2 separate regions of the Homo sapiens genome follow, and region 2 is linked to region 1. A link is a contact called in ENCODE Hi-C or POLR2A ChIA-PET data. All regions are on one chromosome and are shown on one strand. The core of a region is the stretch at or near the end of the contact, and the rest is flanking DNA. Distances in the headings are between cores, read along the strand shown. Region 1 overlaps ATP2B2 (ATPase plasma membrane Ca2+ transporting 2). Region 2 overlaps ATP2B2 (ATPase plasma membrane Ca2+ transporting 2).

Region 1 (5,157 bases), core at 915-3,414:
ATCCCCTGGTCTTCTGCTGGCCACCAGGTGGTCCCAAATAAGGAGGAAGCAGGGGGGTCTGAGGTTCTCATTGAGGGGGTGGTATGGTTCTTCACCCTGGCCACCTGAGCTCCTACATCTTCCTGGAGGGTCCACAGGCCTCGCAGTCAATCATGAATTCACTAGGCTTAGGATGACCACCCTGTCCCCATTTTGAGGTGAGGCCTAAGCCTTCAAGAGCACTTCTCCAGTATCTGGGCCACTCCAGACCTCTGAGGCTCCCATTCACCCTCATCTGCCTTACGGGTATTTGTGAAGACTCTGCCCTAAGATACTTCTCAACTTGGGCTGCCTATGTTCTTTTGGGGGACTTGTAAAGGTGGACTTTCAGGCAGGGTGACAGGTGGGCAGGAGGTTTAGCTCATTTACTTACACTCTGGAGAAGGTGGGAGGGGTTGGGAAGTGAGGAGGTAGAGGTGGGTATGGCTGCTCTGAGCCTCCGTACCTCTCCTGGCTGGGTCCTTCAGTTCACTGTTCTCAGAATTGAGCCCTGGAGCCTTTTTAAAAGACTCTGGGACTTCAAGCACTATGAATTTAAAAAAGAAATAAAAAAGATATTATAAAAGAAAAAACTACAGCTTAAAGAAATTATCAAGAAGAGAAGCAAAGGCCTGTGTTGAGTTTTGGCTGTCCAGTGGCATTCTGCTTTCCTTTAGGGGATTTGGTCTCCCCAACTGGGAAGAGTCTTGGTGACGATCAGTCAAAGTGTCCCCACCTTCCTGGCCTAAGCGTGGGCATGTGATCAAGCTAGGCCAATCACCTCCCAGGGATGCTGTCTCCTGGGACGTAGAATCAGTGATTTGCTGGTGCCAGCTCACACTTGCTTGTGAGAGCTGATGGCTAAAATTTCAGGTATTTTGTGAGCTGGTTGTTAATTATAGCCATCATTAGAAATCAATTATATAAACCTACAATTATATAAATTATATTTTAAAAGGCAACAAATACCCCAAACTTATCACCTCCTAATTATTTTACTACATTTCACTATTATCTATTCTCTCTAGTAGACAGTCTATTGTATCTGCATGGTAGAAATACCGTATAATGGTGTGCGGCTGCGCCTCTCGTCCCAACTCTGTGTTTAATGATGTCACGTGGGTAACGTGGTGGTATTTACACCAAGGAAATCAGCACCCACTGCAAAAGAGGATTCCCTCGCAACTAGAGAGCTGGGGTTAACATTCACCAGCACAGGCTGCTTTGGAATCCTGAGCTATACAAGGACCAAAAGAAGCTTTTGTAGTGGATTTTTCCCAACCTGCAGTTCCCCAAAGGGACATTTACTTAGTGAGTCGTGCCACTGATCCCTGCATGTCCCCGTTTCCTTCTGGAAAATTGAGCTGGGTTTTCCAGCCTTTGCTCCAACTTGGAGAGCCCACTCCTAAGCTGCCCTCTTGCCTCCACTATGCTGCCCAGTCAGCTTCTGTTGTTTACGACCGACGTGCCTTAGTGGAGCGACATCGGCACACAGGCAGAAACAGGCTGAGGAAAGAACCATCACCCCAGTCTCACCCTTCAGCCACAACATGGGGTACATTCTAGATGTTTCCTGCCAGCCCCTTTCCCCTTGCATCTGTCTTCGTGGAGGTGTTGCCATTGTCAGGACATACGATGCTAAACCCACTTTTTCAACATCACATTATTTCTTGAGCCTCATCCACGTGGCTTTGCATTCTCTGTAACAATCTTTTTCCATAATGTCCCAAAGGCACGTGGAGAAGCTAAAAGGTACTTAGTTACTTTCCTAATGTGGGGCACTTAGGAATTACTTGTCTTCTTTTCCCCTTTAGTGTCACATAGAGACGTGGTTGAAAAATCTGGGACTGTGGATTGGGAGACCTGAGTTCTCATTTAGTTTTGTGCCAGATGGCTGTGTGAGGCTGCGCAAGATGCCTCCCTCTCTGGGCCTCAGCTTCTTAACCTATATAATGATGATGATGATAATGATAATAGTAATAGTAATAATAATAATGATGATGGTCTCCACTTCCAGGGGTTTCCTGGGCAGTGCTAAGTGTGTTGACTCACATCAGCTCATTTATTACTTCTCACAGCCCAGGAATAAGAATGATTTCACAGACTGAGTAAACAGATTCTGAGAGGTGATGTCATTTCCTCAGCACAACATAGCTAGTGGGTGGCAAAGCTGGGGTTCAGACCCAGGATGTCTGCCTCTTAACTCTCTCACCACACTGCCACTTCCTAACGCCCACTTCTTAACGCCCACTGAGCATCGGGCTTGGGGGACAGACACATCAGTACAGCAGTGAGCGTGTCCCTCATTACAGTCCGCTTGCTGTCCTGTTCATGTCCCCACTTTACAGAAGCGAAAGCTTCAGTTCTGAGGACTGAAGTGGTTTTCCCATGTCAGAGTGTTCTGGGCTGAATCATGCTCCCCCAAATCCATATGTTGAAGTCCTAACCCTCAGTACCTTAAAATTGTGGTGGTATTTGGAGATAGAGTCATTGTAGAGATAGGGACACTGCAGATACTAAATTAAGATGAGGCCATTAGGGTGGGCCTAATCCATGCTATGATTGACACCCGTATACAAAGAGGAAATTTGGGCAGAGAGACAGATATGCATAGTGGGAAGATAATGTGAACAGACACTGGGAGAAGATGGCCATCTACAAGCCTCCAGAACTGTGAGAGAATGAATTTCTGTCATTTAAGCCACTCAGTCTGTGGTCTTTGGATGGCGTGGCTGAGCTGAGGCTCTGCAGGGAGCCAGGAGGTTGCAGGGGAGAGCAGGGAGGGGGGTGGCGGGTGTCTCTGCCCCCTGGCCCATACCCACTGTGTGCTGGGCAAGTCCCTTCTCTCCTGGGTCTCAGTCTCCCCATGTGCACCCTGGGATTACTGAATCAGATGGTCCTTGAAGGCCCTTCCAGACCTGTTGTCTCATGGGTCCATGAGTCTCTCAGGCTCCTATTCCAGCTGCTCTGACCCCACTGAGCTGGGGTGTGCTGAAGGGGGAGGCCCCAGGGAACACTCCATTCTGCTGTTCTTTCCAGCAGAGCTTTCCCAAGGGCTCACCCAACAGCCTGCCCTCCTCAGTGTGGGCCGTTTCTCCTTCGTCCTACTTCCTGGCGACTGCTCTGTCCAACTGCCTGCCAATCCAGTGTCAGATACTCTCATCACACTGTACCTGCATGTGACACTCTCCTCCGACCTCTGACATCTTCTTTGCCTGCTGCCTGCTCTCTCCCTTTGGGGTGGAGGCTAGGGCAGGTGGGTCCTAGGGAGCCATCGGCTGAGGCACTAATTTCCACTGACTATAAATAACTCTGGGTCTGAAACCACAGCAGGGGCCTGGATTGCACCAGGAGGAGTAAGATAATCGTTGTGGGGTGAGGAGGGCCTGTATAAATAACTTACCCGCCCTGTCTGGGCCTCTCGGATGACAGGCAGGCCTGGAGGCAGAGGATCTCTCCAGCTGAACTCGAGGCGTTTGTGGGACCCAGGCTGGGTGGATGACTCAGGTCCTACTAGCATTCGAGACGGCCCGCCTGCAGTTATACAGCAACATTTCTCACCCCTTAGGCCCGTGTGACAGATGAGGAAACTGAGACCCAGGGAGGAGAAGTAATTGGAAACTGGGGTCTAGGCCCCTGGGCTTCTGGGAGCTAGAGAACTGTTGCCAGGGATGCCCAAATTCTGGTCCCCCGCTAAACCCGACCTTTGGGAGCCAGCGTGGGAGGGCCCTGAAGCTGCTTGGTAGAAAAGGACTGCTGGGCCAAGGCCTGGGGCAAAGGGCCAAGGGCCAAGGGCACTGCCCTGGCCTGGGCACTGATGGGCCAAGGTTTTGAGGTCACGAATTTTCAAGTGAAGAGAGGCCTGGAGTCTGGCTGTGAGTCAGCCACCCTTTGACCCATCTGATGTCTACAGAATGGGGGCATCAAGGCAGACAGTTTCACAGTAGTAGAATGTCTGAGCCTGGACAAGCCTCAGAGACTACTAGACCAACCTTCTTTATTTTCCAGATGGGGAGGCTGAGGCATGGAACAGGGTGGAGGGAGCTTGGAGAGGGTCTCAGTCGATAAGGGCCAAAGTCAGGCTGGTCTCCGCCCCTGCCCAGCATGGGTGGACTGAGCACCCTTTTCCTGCACAGTCACATGCATCCCCTTGGGGCCCCCGCAAAGACCAACTTCGCCTAAGACCCCTGGGCCAGGCACATTGTGTGTTCTCTCATTTAATCCACAGTCAGTGTGGCCCCTGGAAGCCAGACAGTGTCTGCTCCATTTCACAGATTTAACAAATGATGCATTAAGAACTTATGTGATCTGTGCCCCAACCCAGGCTTTTGGATACTCTAGTTTAGCATTTTTCTCCAGTATCAGAGGTTTTCAATTTTTTTTTCTTTTTTTCAACACTTTGTTAAAAAACCAAAGTCTTCAAAGCATTTAAAAAGGAGTATCAGGCCGGGCACAGTGGCTCATGCCTGTAATCCCAGCACTTTGGAAGGCTGAGGCAGGAGGTTCGCTTAAGGCCAGGAGTTCAAGACCAGCTTGGTTCACTGCAATCTTTGCCTCCCGGGTTCAAGTGATTCTTGTGCCTAGCCTCCTGAATAGCTGGGATTACAAGCGTGTACCACCACACCCGGCTAATTTTTGAAACCCTGTTTCTACAAAAAAAAAAATTACCTGGGCATGGTGGCACATGCCTGTAGTCCCAGCTACTTGGGAAGCTGAGGTGGGAGGATCACTGAGCCCAGGAGGTCGAGGCTGCAGTGACCTGTGATCGTGCCACCGCACTCCAGCCTGGGCAACAGAGTGAGACTCTATCTAAAAAAAAAAAAAAAAAAAAAAAAAAAAAAGGAGTGTCTCTGTCTCTGGTTCATGGTGGTGGGTGAGAAGCCCCAGAGTCCCATCCATTCAGCATCCCCTTGTCCTGTAGGGCACTTCTGTGGAACCTCAAGGCACTGGGGAACCCAGTGTGAGAACCATTTCCCCAACCTTCGGTTTCCCTGCATTCAGTGAATTCACTGGCTCTCCATGCACCTGGAGAAGGCTGTACTCAGGGCCTCATCTTATGGAGCTGGAGGCCCATTTCACACTCACAGGGACATAAACACTATTATCCAACCTGACAGTCTACATACACAGCATGAACAA
Region 2 (5,738 bases), core at 271-2,770, 80 kb before region 1:
ATCTGGGTTCACTCAGCCACTTTGGGCACATCACTGTCCCCCTTTGGGCTTCGGTGTTTTCTTCTGGAAATTGGGGTTTGTGCGGGAAGGTGTTTGGACTAGATCAGTCACTCAAACCTCAAGTCATGCCCTGTTAGTGACGTGAAATTTGTTTAGTGGGTGGTGACCAACATTTTAAAAAAGAAACAAAGAAATAGAAGAACAGAAAATAGGTAAGTGCATCCCATTATTTTGTGAAATTCTTGCTTTGGTGAAATGTGTGTGTTTACTGAGTCATGACATAAAATACATTTCTTATTGTGCGTCATGGTCAAATAACAGTTTGGGCCTGCCTGTGTCTTCCATTCACCTAAGGGATGTTTCCAAGGCAGGGTGGTGAGCCAGGAGCTCTGGGAGGGCCCGGGAAGGGGGAGGCTGTGGGGTTGGGAAGGACAGGGGAGCCACAGGGTGTAGGCAGGCCAGCCTCAAGTGCTGTGCAAGGATGAAGAGTTTTCAGTAACGAGATAACACATCACAGTGAGGCCTGAACCCATTAGTGGCTGGTAATGAGCAGGTGTCCCACAGGGAGGCTGATAAACGGCCTGTCTGTCCATGGAGAGAGAGGTTTGCAGGAAAGCACGTGTGGGCTCCACTGCCAAGCTCCAGGGGCATTAATTGTCTTTGCTGTTTTAGGATCTTGATAGGAGTGAGGAAGCCACAATGACACCCCCAAGGAGGGTGTGTGTGTATGAGAGAGAGAGAGAGAGAGAGAGAGAGAGAGAGGAGCACTAGGCATGGTGTGGAAGATTGGGGTTCCAGTCCCATTCATTCTTATTCATTCATTCCGCAAACACTCATTGAACACCTTTGGCAGGCTAGGCTGTATGTCTAGGGCTGTTACGTGTCCCTGGATCTAGGGTAATGAAATCTACTGAAGAGGGCATGAAGGAAGGGGACCCACGTATGTAGGCCGCCTATCTTGTACCAGATACTCTGCTTGTTGCTCGTAGATGCATGATCTGAGCCTTCATGATATCCCAGAGGGGGTGTGTGTGATACTATTATTATCCCCAGTATGCAGATGAGGCTCAGAGAGGTTATGTAACTGGTTCAACGTCACACAGCCAGCTGTGCCGGCACTCAGGATCACAGATCTGTCTGATGTCTGAGCTCACACTTTGAACCCTCTCCCTGCTGCCTAAAATGTGAAATGCCTGTGACCTCCTAGTTTCATTTTTCTTTGGAATGCAGAATCTTATAACATCAGGGCCAGGAACTTGGAGGTCATCTTGTCTATCCCTTTTACCTTAAAGAGAGGGAAACTGAGGCTCAGAGAGGAGTAGCAAATGGCCAGAGACCCCCAGAGAACAGTGTCAGGGTAGGTCCATTAAGGAGTGGAGGAGGTGGGCCCTCAAAGCATCAGCACCAAATCTTACAGCCAAGGCCAATCTGGACCCAGCCAGGGCCTGGCCAGGGCATCCGGTCTGGACCTAGCAGCTGAGTGAGTCCTGGGAGGAAGTGGAAGCCAGCCCCTCCTGCACGCTGCCTCATGCCCATGGTGCTCCCCTGGGGCCTCACAGTGTGAGCTGACTCACTCCGCCTGCCATGCACCGTTTTGGAGATTCAGGACAGCTTCCTCTGTTCCCCACAGCCTTTCTTCAGCCTGGGAAGCACCACAGACCACACACATCCCATCCTCCCCTGACCCCGGCAGCTCCAGCACTGAGTTCTTGGTCTTCCCCCTTCAGGTGCAGATTCAGCTAAAGGAGAATGAAGACCTACTGTGTGCTGAGCACCCCACTAGGTGTACTGATAGGCATCGCCTCCCTTGATCCTTGTGAAGTGGGTGCTGTCAGCCCCCTTCCCTTCTGCTGGAGAATGTGACCTTAACTTTCTAGCTCTGTTCCCCTGGGAATCTGATAAAAGTAGACTCTCAGCTGTGTTCCTAGGCCAGCTTGCTGGGGTAAACTGGCTGGTAAACTGCATCTGCACTGGGAGAACTATAAATACTGACAGGGACACCACACTTCGGGTTCTCCTGAGTGCAATGCCCTTGCTATTGGGTGTGTCCTTTGTAGGGACCCTGGAATCCATGTTTGTGGATTTGTTACAGGAGATCCTGGCTCCTGCAGGGCAAGAGGTTTCTAAGGCAGGGCAGCCCCTACACCTGTCCCTTGGGGGACCAGAGGGAAGAGCTCATGGTGGCTGGCTGGACAGCTCGAGGACTGCCCCCATGGCAGAGCAATACCTGCTGGCAACCTGTGGGTTCTGTGTCCTTCTGGGCCGACCCATGCCACATGTGGTCTACACTGTTTCTCATGGGCAATCCTCTTATGAGGATCAAGGAAGGAAATCCCCATGGGCATTATGTGGAAACTGAGACTCAAAGAGGTGAAGTGACTTACTCCAGGTCACCCTGGTGGCTGGCCTCCCAGCCTCATCCCCTTTCCCTGAGCTCGCTGGCCCTGGGGCCTACCTCTGGCCGCACCGGGTCCTCGATGCCCACCACGCAGATGCAGGTGAGTTCGTTGAGGATGTCATTCTCATTGTCCCAGTCCGGCTCCGGGCTGCTGGGGAAGTCGCGGTAGGCCACGCAGATAGTGCGGAGCCCATCGCAAGCCATGGGCTCAATCACCTTCTTTACCATCTCGTCCCGGTCGCGGGGCCGGAAGACACGAGGCTCTCCCGCCCCATTGAGGATTTTGCAGCACCTAGGGGAGGATGGAAGGGAGATGGGGAGCCCAGGGAATGCTCCTTCTGAAAGGCTTAGAGACCACCTCCCCACCCTCGTGATGCCCAGCTAGCTGTGGCTGGTCATCCAGTGCCCATCTAGTTCATCCCCCAGGCAGGGTGAAATCAAGCATTCGTCCTGCAATTTTTGCCCAGGCCACTCAGCAAGCGGAGCCCCACTTTGATGTATTATATACTCACAAGATTCATCTGAAATAACACTCCCACAGCTGAAATGGTTTACAAAGCACATAAAACTCAGGCTAGTAGTTCTTGACCCTGCCTGCACATTAGAATTGCTTGGAGGAGCCTTTAATAAATACCCACGTGCGAGCCTTGCCCCAGAGGTTCCAGTTCAATTTGTCTGGGGTGAATCCAGGAATCAATGTTTTTTTAAACACTCCTCAGAGTGATTCCAATGTGTACCCAGGGCTGAGAACCACTGGGGGCTAGACTAATTGCCTCAATGTACAAGTGGGGAAACTGAGGCCAGAGAGGGGAAGGGATTTGCTTAGTTCACCAGGCTTATTTCCAGCACTCCTCTGGAGTCAGAGGAGTGTGGCTAATAATGAAAATAGCTACCATCAACCAACTCTACGCTAAAGGAAATGAAATAAGAGAGATCTAAGTGTGACAATGAGTAGAACTTCCTGATGAACCAGCGGCTTAGGGAGGAGAAGGGGGAGGACTCTGGCTATAGAAATGTTTAAGAGGATATAGTGGAAAACACAGTGGCCAAGGGGCATGCAAGTGAAGATGAGTCTTGCTGGGTGACCTTGGGCAGGGCCCTCTGTGGCTCTGGGTGCTAGACGGCCACTCCAGCCGGGCAGGCTGCTGAGCCTGGCCTGGATGGCGGCCAGTGCTATATGACCCTGACATCCCCAGCTCCCTGCACCAGGGCACAGCCCTCAGCCCCGGTGCCCTGCCCAGCGCTTACTTCTTGAGCACGATCTCAGAAGCCCCCTTGCTGTACATGCGGAAGCTCTCGTCGGGCAGCTTGATGACAGTGCTCATGGACTTGCGCACGGAGTTGAAGGTGTACACTTTGTACAACTTCTCCTCTGGCATCTGGCTGCGCACGGGCTCGTAGTCCTGCTTCAGGTCCAGCACGAAGCCCAGCAGGCCGCACTCCGTCTTGTTGCCCACCTGCCGAGGCAGGGCGCCCTCCTTCTCTGGGGGCTGCAGAGAGAGGAAGGAGCGGCTGGCACCTGGTGGGGCCTGTGTCGGGAGCCTCTGCCCTGGCTGCCACTGAGGCTCTGGGACTGCCACTTAGGTGGTCTCTGGGCTGGGGGCTGAGCCCTCAGGGAGCCCTTGGCCCATCCCCTGCACCCTCAGGGCTCTGCATCCCAGGTCCAGTCCTGACTCCGGGTGAAAGGAGTGAAGCAAGATTAGCTTTTAAAAAAATTATGAATTATTTCAAACATGAAAAAGAGAATGATGTAACAAAGTTACGTGCCTATCATCCAGCTTTGTAGCATCTTAACATTATGCCGTACTTGCCTCAGATTTTTCTATTTTAAGAAGTAAAACATTACAGATAAAGTTGAATCCCCTCCGCAAACCTCTCCCCATCTGCATAATTCACTCCTTGTCCCAGAAACAACTTCTGTCTTAAATTTAGCATTAATCATTACCATGTGTGTATTTAACTGTTAATTCCGAGATAATTGTAATTCACATGCAATAAGAAACAATACAGAGATGCCGTATACCCTTCATCCAGTTTCCCCCAATGTCATCACCATAGTATTAACACAAGTACCACAACTGAGATGGAGATGCTGACGCAAGGAAGCCGAACTTGTGGAGAGTTCACCGGCTTTACATGAGCTTGTGTGTGGGTGTGCGTGTGTATTTTCTATGCAATGGCACCACATGTGAGTTAATGTGGCCACCACCACTGTCAAGATTCAGGACAGTTCATCACAAGGGTCCTTGTACTACCCTTTTTTTAAAGCTATGGTCACCTCTCTCTTCCCCCGACTCCCTGGCCATGGCAACCACTAATCTGTTCCCCGTTTCCAAGCTTTCATCATTTCCAGCCTGTTATATAAATGGAATCATACAGTCTGTAACTTTCGGAGCTTGGCTTCTTTGCTCAGCAGAATCCCCCTGAGATCCAAGCAAGCTGCTGTACGTGCTGATAATCTGTTCCTTTTGATTGCTGAGTGGTATTTCATGGGACAGACAGACTGTCCCTCATGAGTTCAATTAGGTTGAACCAATGGAAACTGCTATTTTTGAATGTCAAAAATGGTCAAATATGGGCAAGTTCATGCAGTTTAACCTAATGAGACTCCTGACCTCAAGTAATCCACCTGCCTTGGCCTCCCACAGTGCTGGGATTACAGGTGTAAGCCACCATGCCCGGCTGTAACTGCGCCCGGTTGTAACACTGTTTCTGAGATTCATTCATGTTTATGGCTCTAGTGTGTTCCTTTTTAACTGCTCTATAGATGCCATGATATGAATATGCTGCAAAGACTTATCCCTTCCCTGAGTGCCTCCCTTATTTCCTTCTCCCCTTCACACATTAGACACACAGTCTTTGGCACCTGCTTCATGCTGGCCCTGTGCCCGCCGCAGGGCCGTGTGAACACCATTAGCTCCTGTCCTGGAGACTCCCAGAACACCAGCTGCATCTCCCCAGCACCTGTCACTTCCTCACATGGCTGCCCGAACACGGGCTGTTTCATGCCTCTGTGCCTTCACCTCTGCTGCTCCTCCCAGGTGGGTCCCTCTCCCTTCCCTGCCAGGCAAACTTCCTCTTGTCCTTTAAGGACCAGCTCAAATATCTCCTTGTTTTTGAAAACTGCCATGTGGGTCTTTCTTCCCCTGTGTAAACAAGCTGAATTCTATTCCTCTCTGGGTTCTCAGGGTCAGTGCAAAGCCCAGCACACAGCAGGTGCTTATTAACTGTTTGCTAGATGGCTTAATGCAGACCAGAGTGGTGGGGGAGACTGGTTAATGGTAAGGACGAGATGCCTCCATATGGGCACTGATGTTGGATTCACAGGAGGCTGTGAAAG

The links. A loop is a pair of places that touch in the nucleus more often than their neighbours do. ChIA-PET counts read pairs that join two places held with the same protein, here RNA polymerase II (POLR2A). Pooled maps may share reads with other maps.
Region 2: a pooled map shows a loop between it and region 1 (2.2-fold over the local background). The contact joins two enhancer-like sites. A Hi-C loop is called at or near these places in 2 of 168 maps with a recorded cell type or tissue (B cell and IMR-90) and 10 of 50 pooled maps. POLR2A ChIA-PET finds 5 or more read pairs at or near these places in 1 of 52 experiments (activated naive CD4-positive, alpha-beta T cell).

What each region holds. Positions count from the first base shown.
Region 1 is chr3:10,435,272-10,440,428 of GRCh38, forward strand. All of the region lies in intron 2 of ATP2B2 (ATPase plasma membrane Ca2+ transporting 2), which reads right to left. Among named protein-coding and RNA genes, the nearest start is that of MIR885, 43 kb to the left of the region's middle. Within about 2 kb of position 2,165, at least 6 of the 41 ENCODE cell types and tissues checked have a DNase peak (open chromatin) inside an H3K27ac peak, as active enhancers do.
Region 2 is chr3:10,356,236-10,361,973 of GRCh38, forward strand. ATP2B2 (ATPase plasma membrane Ca2+ transporting 2) reads right to left here. Exons shown (of 23, transcript NM_001001331.4): 13 at 3,647-3,888; 14 at 2,456-2,690. Among named protein-coding and RNA genes, the nearest start is that of MIR378B, 29 kb to the left of the region's middle. Within about 2 kb of position 1,521, at least 2 of the 41 ENCODE cell types and tissues checked have a DNase peak (open chromatin) inside an H3K27ac peak, as active enhancers do.